2 separate regions of the Mus musculus genome follow, and region 1 is linked to region 2. The links are chromatin contacts, found by POLR2A ChIA-PET in ENCODE. All regions are on one chromosome and are shown on one strand. The core of a region is the stretch at or near the end of the contact, and the rest is flanking DNA. Distances in the headings are between cores, read along the strand shown. Region 1 holds the start of A730020M07Rik (RIKEN cDNA A730020M07 gene). Region 2 overlaps Gm33485 (a long non-coding RNA gene).

Region 1 (3,779 bases), core at 3-2,502, 44 kb before region 2:
GATCAAGCCATGAGAGAAGCCGTGAGAGCTCACATGGGGTTCACACTCGCCTCTGCACAGCAAGTCACTCTTGTTGAAGATTCTCTGCTTCCTCTAGTTCTAATCCTCTACGCCCCACTTCCTGAATACCTACCACTTTTCAGTATGGTTGCACTGGATGGGAGGTTTTGGGAGACACTATCCCATCCAAAGCCAGGATTCATCGCTGTGCCCCCAGGCCTGTTGTCTTTATTTGCTTTGCAACAATTAATAATAAATGTCAAAGAAAGGCAAGCAGTCTGTTTAAGTACCCTTCTCATCTCTGTGGCAAAACACTGCCTGAAACATCTTAAAGGAGTCAGGCTTTATTTTCCATCACATTCACAGAAGGTTCTCATGAGTGGTGCTTCTAGACAGTAGGGAGGCAAAGCATCCTGGCAGTGTGAACAACTGGCATGGTCTGTTCCCTTTAAGATACAGAGGATGTGGCCAGAAACTAGGCACAGCCCTCAACCCTTAAAGATGTTAGGGCTCCAGCTCTTCCTACCAGGCCAACTTTTATGGCCACAAGCTGGTGAAAGGGCCTTTGTAGCTGATCTTCCACTATTGGATGAGTGGTGGGGGACTCTCTGGTGTGTCTTCTGGGAGTCCCCAGGATCAGACAAAATCCCCACCTCTGTCACAAGGTCTGTAAACATCCTCATACTTGGATAGCAAAGCGCTGGCATGGTTAGCCTGCTTAATCACTACCCCACCCCTCCGAGGAGAAGGATGATTTCAGCCACTTGAGGAGGGAGAAACAGCCGTGACCTTCCTGCAAGGCTGATGATAACTCACTCCTTATAAGGAGAGGACAAACAAGGGCCCACGCTCAGGGCTCAGGAATGCACCTCTGTGTGTGTTCTTCCCAACTGCGCCCAGTAATTGGACTTTACACCTGAGGGCAGTCTTTTCTGTGGGCAGGAGGATGGGGGACATCCTCCCTTCCCACTGAGGAAGGCAGTAGTGATTACAGGGGGTAATCACAGCCATAAAGAGCCTGAATCAGCACCCCAGTTACACTGAACTTGATGGGAGGACTAAGAAACAAGCTCCCTGTTCACTGTAACGCCGACTTCACAATGATTTACTTATTATTTGACCAAAACAAAGTCAACATACACAGGACCAAAGTCAAACTGAGTTATTAACCACCAGTGACTTTAGCTATTATTCATACGTATGCTCCAGCAGGCATGCACTTAGGGCCAGTTAATATTTCTACTAACTCAGTAACTAAACCATTACGAGAGGCAAGTATTGAAGCTCAGGAAAAAAGGCCATTTTCCTGAGTTCTCTCAGCTGGTAAGTAAGAAACAGCTATGAATCCAACTCTCTCTGACTCCATAACCATCAGAAGCCCCCCAGAGGAGCTACAAACCCCCTAAAGCTCCCAGGAGACCAGGGGCCCCTGGGCTGTGCAGTATGAAGGTTGAGTTTAGCCTCTCCAGTGTGCTTCATGAGGAATTCCCAGAACTTAGGGACCAAATGGTGGGGTGTGTGTGTGTGTGTGTGTGTGTGTGTGTGTGTGTGTGAAGTTTACTTGCAGATATGTGCATATGCATGTATAGGCTGGAGGACAACATTGCCTGTTGTTTCTCAAGACTCACCCACATGTCCCTCAGTGGTGAGTAGGATAGGCTGGCTGGACAAGGAGCCCGGGTGTCTTGCCTGCCGCTGCCTCCCAGAACTGGGATCACAAACGCACAATGCCTCTTTTGGCTTTCATTTTTTTCAAAAGCAGGTTTTGGAAAGTGTCAGGGAATGCTTCTTTACCGCCTTAGCTATGACCCAGCCCTGTATTCCCTGCTAAACTGCCCTCCCTCTAATCACTCTGAAAAATACAGAACCAGAAAGCCAATCGCTGTAGGTTTCTTCTTCACTCAACACTGCAGAGCCCAGCTGCGGGGCCGTCCGAGGTCTTTATGTGAAATGCATCATGTCTCAGCCTCCTTGCGGAGTTGGCCTGCCAGCCTGTCCTCTGGCTGTTCTCACAAGCCACCCATGTTGCACCCTTTGGCTGCCCTCTCCCTATATTCAGTGCATAGTTGTCCAGAAAGTCTGCCCTGCCGTGACCCCCATTCTCTATTCATTGTGAACTTATTGCATATGCGAGACACAGTGCTGAGCTCCTGGGGTCAAGATCTCTGCCCTCTTGGGCAGATGCTCAGGACTGGAGAGAAAATAGCTACTGGTTTATACAATCAATCACTTTGCTGTGATTATATAAGCCCTTTAGAAATTTCAAAATTGCTAAGAGTGTGTCTGATGGAAACAGGGATGCGGGGCCTGCTCAAGGCTAGGATTGAGGAGATGTCTTCTTGGGGAAGAAGAGAAGATAGCCAAGGCTGAGAGAGGGGGAGGGAGAGGAAGGGGGAGGGGGAGGGGAGGGGGAGGGAGAGGAGAGGGAGAGGGAGAGGGAGAGGGAGGTGGCAGAACAAAGTCAAGAGGTCATCAGGAAGGGCCTCTGTGGAGCCACCTTCAGAATTCTACAAACGAGGAGCTTACACTGAAGGGTTTAAGTGGTGAATTGTACAAGTGCAGAAACAGAAGCAATGAATGATGCATGTGCCAATGGATTCTAAATGGTGCTGAGAATTAGCGAGGAGCTACCTATGGGGGCCTTTGGTCTCTCTCTGAAATAAGCTAAGTTGGCAGTAACTGGAAGGTGGGATTTGGGGAGACTCTCATATACGCTGGACTTGAATTCAGTATGGAGCCTAGAATGACCTTGAAGTTCTCAAATTCTCAAATTCCCCTGCCTCAATTTCTGAGGTGCTGAGATGACATACATGAGTCACCAGGCCCATTTATGGGGTGCTGGGGCTCAAACCCCAGCACCGTGTGCACTCCAGGTAAACACTCTACCAACTGAACTGCATTTCTAGGCCCAAAGATCAACTATTAAAAAGGCTACAGGAAGGTTTGTTTTTGAAGATTGGTCTGGTAATTCTGCCTGTCACCGCTACTAGAAGTCTGAAGCTAGAATTCTGGCATTGTTACTCCACACGAGTAGCCCACTCAGGCCTGCTCAGAGAGGAAGATCTGGATACCCTGTTAGGGCCAGCTGTGGGAAGGATGGCACTAGAGAACATGGTGTCAGGATCCCAGTAATGGATGCTATTGTCCAGGTTGCCCCCGTGAGCTGCTCTCTAAGCTTACAGAAGGCCGAAGACGTTCCAGATGTTCTCCTTGGAGTCTGCCACGGTAGGCCACCAACACTGAGTTCTTTGGTCCATCCCACATGAGCAAGAAGGAACTGCATGTATGGTCTGCAGGATTTCTCTGATCCTAACACTAGGGCTTAGTCACTCCAAAGGAATCTGTGGGTGACTTGTTCTGTGCTCCCAGGTGAGGCTGACAGACATGGTCTGTGGCCATGACTCTGGGCTAGTAGGGAACTTGAGGAGAAATGGGAAGAAGAGGGAGAGAGAAATGTACAAGAACTTTGATGAGCCTAATGGTGGAAGACAAAGAAAAAACCAGTAGCTTGTAACTGAGGCATGATGGTGCCCAAGATGGTTCTGCTTTTAAAAACTCAGTTGGCTTTGCCTTGAGATACACACACACATGCATAAACATACACATATACACACACACATGCATAAACATACACATATACACCTGTGGGAAATACACATTAACACACATGCATACACATACACAAATGTATAAACATACACATATACACCTGTAGGCAATACATATAACACATGTACATTAACACACATACATATAAAAACACACATACACACATGCAT
Region 2 (3,985 bases), core at 255-2,754:
TCTCTCTTCCCTCTGATGTCTACCCTCGATGTTCTCAGAGCCTTCTTTTCCTACACCTCCTTGTGAAGTTACACAGAAACTCAAACATCTCGTTTGATTATACAGAACAAGCCATGTATGGTAGCACTTTGAAATCCTATATCCCATCACTTGGTAGGGCCTGAGGCAGGAAGGGCACAACCTTAAAACCAGCCTGGGCTTCACTATGATGCACCAAAGAGAGAAAGAAATGAAGGAATTCCTGCTTTATTCTAAGCTGTGGTTGGGGAAATGGCTGTCAACAAGGTAGAAGTCCCTGACTTTCTGAGGAGGGCATTCGAGCAAGGAGGCAGACAAGACCATGACTATGTAAGGTAGTGTCAGGCTGGGAAGAAGATGAAGCAAGCAGGAGCTGGCCTTGAGAAGTAGGCTCAGGGAGGGCCTCCTTGAAGAAAGGCGCATGGGTAAAAACAAGGCCCAGTGGAGACAGAAGCTTGCCTCTCTGGAAGAACTTTACATCACAGTGATGGAAACGGGCGTGGCCTAGAGAAGCCAAATTTAGCAAAGAGGAGTGGGAGGATAGGAAGAAAGGTGGGGAGCCTGAGTAGGAAGTTCAACTAGTATCTATGGGGAATAATGATTAATAGCATCCGTGCCATCCAAAACCGGGAAGTACTTGTCTTGGTCTGCTGTTCTGTTGCAACAACATAGTCTCGGACAGTGTGGCTTGTTAACAACAGAACTTCATTTTTCACCGTTCTGAAAGTCGGGAAGTCTAAGAGTAAAGCACTAGTAGGTTCAGATCTACTAAGAACCAGTTGCAGGGTTCCAGATAGCATCTTGTTGCTGAATCTTCCAGAGTAGAAGCTGCAGCGTCTTCACACAGAGGGGAAAACAGAGAAGGCAAACCCTTACCCTCAAACCCTTTACAAAGGCCCAAATCCCATCCAAGTGGGGTTCTTAGCACTGTTGCATTTGAAGATTAATTCTCAACATAAATTTTAGAGGCTGGCCCACATTCAAACCACAACAATGCTCATGTGAGAATAAATTATCCGTTGTTAATCGGAAATTCTAATTTGACTCCAATAGCCCGTTTTAGTTGATAAACAGACTCATGTTTGATCCCCGGGCCAACACAGCTCATCCTCTTCCTTTGCATGTAAGCACTGATGTGAGACTGAACTGTCAGCACAGGGCTGGGGTGTAGCTCACGGGTAGAGAGGGCTTGCCTGAGTAAAATGCCAGGGTAGGGTGTGGAACGGTTGGAGCTGCTCAGTGAGGCGTAATGTGTAGAAATGGAACCAAGTGACCTCGTTCCCAGTGTTCTCCCAGAATTGGATTTTTTTCATTTCAAATCCAACAGAAAAGGAAGCAGAGCTGTCTGCGCCAGCTTACAGGGAGTCAGCGGCTTGCTGTTCCCCGCCCTTCCCAGGCCAGGGACATTGCTTCATCACACACTGGAAAAAAAAAAAAAAAAGAGGCAGGGAAGCAGCCCGTGCAGGGCCCAGCAATTGCCTTATAAGGACATTGGCTAGGCCAGCCAGGTGTGTCATCCCAGAGCTGAGAGGCCCCCTAGTGTGTCCTCCATGAGTCAAGGCCTTGGGAGGGTTAAGGGGTGAGGTGGCCTCAGAAGGCCCATGGCTGCAAGTGAGCAGTCTCACTTTCTCACTTTCTTTCCTGCTACTTGATCCCAGGAATCCACAATCTCATTCACCTTCACATTTGGGAAAGTGGAAAAGGATATTTTAATTAAAATAAAAAAAAAAATAGGTGCTTGTGTTAGCATTTCTTCTAGGCGCTGCCTCCACAGTTACCTGGCAACAGCCAGGAGTGCCTAACTCACTATAACAGGGGCTGCTTGCCCCCTCCTCTCTCTTGCTGTCTTGCCTTCTTGCTCTCACTTTGTCCTTCCCTCCTGCTCCCCCTCTCTCCTTACTCCCCTCCACCCCCTCTTTCTCATGACCGGCCTCTACCTCTCTGTCTCTGTCTCTGTCTCTCTCCCCCACCCCCCTTCTCTGTCTCTACTACCCTCTCAACTCCCCTCCCCAGGCCCTGAATAAACTATTCTATACTATACCTTTGTCATGTGGCTGGTCCCTCGGGAAAGGGATGCCTCAACATGGACCCACAGAGGCACCCCTTCCCCTACACCTGACTGCACACCCACCAAACATATTCCTTCTTTCTTTATTTTTATACAACACAACAGATTGTAAGTTGTTACTTCAGTAGCCAGAGTGTCTGCTCTGGGGTCTGCTGAAATAAAGAAAATGTAGACTTTGGAGAGCGCCCCATCGACAATGGACACACAGAGACCCTAGAAGCAAGGAAGCCGCATGTCGTGGCTCTGTGCTGGGAGGGATGCAGCCCACTAATCAGAAGGCTGTTTTCCAAGGGGAGGCGTGAGTATGAGGCTTTTAGAAGGATTTTTTAAAAAGAAGAAGCACAGAAAATACAGCAAAAGCCACAGAAATAGCACCGTAGATGCCAGGGACTTTGCAGAGAGCAGGGCCGCCCATGTTGAACCACCCCTCATCCCACCTAGACCCTTCCACATCTTCCAAGATGGCAGATACTCGCAGTTTGGCAGTTTGTGTGCTGGGGTAGATGGGGAGACGTAGGAGAGAATAATTAATGCGATTAGATAACATCTTTCTCCATAACCCCGCCCCCATTGCTGTTGGTCTGTAGGTGATTGGCGGAGGGTGATGTTCACCGGCTGTCTGTGCTTCCTTCAAGATTTCATTGGCTCTCAGCACTTCTGCTGGCCCGGTGGCTTGCTTACTGAGGTAACATGGATTTTCTTTTCCTGCCCTGTGAAGGGTTTATCTGGTGCCTCTGGAGTTCGTACCTCTTTCCTGGGAGCACAGTGCTTCACACCTCCAGCTTTTCCCACACAAGCAGCACAGAGTGCGTGATACACTGAATCCAAGGCGGGATGCTTCCCATGTCCCTGGAAGGGGACTGGAGAAAAAAGAAGTAAATTTGGGGGGTTCTCTAAAAATAAGTCAAGCTAAGCACACACAAGAAAGACTAAAGGGGGAACCGGAAATCAGCTGTTGTGTCCTGGTAGCATATTTAATGTAAGAGACAGTGAGTCAGAATTCCAAATTTGCATAACTTTGATCCAGTCATTACAAGAATTTGTTCTACAATCAGAGAAGTACCAAATTTATAAGGACAGTTGAGAGGTGTTCAGTGGAAGAGAGAAGATAGAAAAAAATGTCGATTACCCATACAAGGTTTTCCATTTGTAGTTGAAACAGAGTGTAATTTTCCCCTATGTTGGAGTAGGCTAAAATTATGTTGTAGTTTCTTTTTTTTTTCTTTTGGTTTTTTGAGACAAGGTTTCTCTGTATAGCCCTGGCTGTCCTGGAACTCACTTTGTAGACCAGGCTGGCCTCGAACTCAAAAATCTGCCTGCCTCTGACTCCTGAGTGCTGGGATTAAAGGCATGAGCCACTAGTAAAAAATGAAGTTTTAAAAAAAAAGCAATAAATCCCATGTTTTATGAGACCTTTCAGGCAAGAACTAAGCCACCAAGATGAGGTCTCTTACATCAAAAATATTGCTCCTAACAACACGGTCCCCACATACTAGCAGAGATAAGTCACTTAAATTGCCCTTTTGAGAAGAAAAGGGTTTTCCCAAATGACAATATTAACTAATATTGCTTTAGATGCCGGCATAACTGTAATACCTGTCTGTTACAAAATCTTCAAGATCTGATATAAAGTAAAATGAAATATAGAATTAGTAATAAGTTAACTTTATTCTGTGATAGACATTTGTGGTTTTTTGATACATATTCTTTTACTTTTTTCTTGGTAGAAGAAGGAAAGGAAAGAAGGGTGGGTAGGTAGAAGGGTAAAATGTTTTACAACCTGCCTTATTTATTAACATGGACACCCCTTTCTTGTAAAAATGCAAAGTCTATCTTCTGAATTGCTTGATTTCCATCTAGAAAGACTCTAGCAGGTTGACATCCCCACAGGAGTGTATT

The links. ChIA-PET counts read pairs that join two places held with the same protein, here RNA polymerase II (POLR2A).
Region 1: POLR2A ChIA-PET joins it to region 2 with 103 read pairs in Patski. The contact joins the promoter of A730020M07Rik here to the enhancer-like site in region 2. POLR2A ChIA-PET finds 5 or more read pairs at or near these places in 2 of 5 experiments (Patski and embryonic stem cell).

Annotation. Positions count from the first base shown.
Region 1 is chr3:121,643,926-121,647,704 of GRCm38, reverse strand. A730020M07Rik (RIKEN cDNA A730020M07 gene) reads left to right here and starts at 1,252. Exons shown (of 3, transcript NR_036458.1): 1 at 1,252-1,323.
Region 2 is chr3:121,599,695-121,603,679 of GRCm38, reverse strand. Gm33485 (a long non-coding RNA gene) reads left to right here. Exons shown (of 4, transcript XR_001783961.1): 2 at 2,674-2,771. Among named protein-coding and RNA genes, the nearest start is that of Gm33485, 5.0 kb to the left of the region's middle. Within about 2 kb of position 1,504, at least 1 of the 3 ENCODE cell types and tissues checked has a DNase peak (open chromatin) inside an H3K27ac peak, as active enhancers do.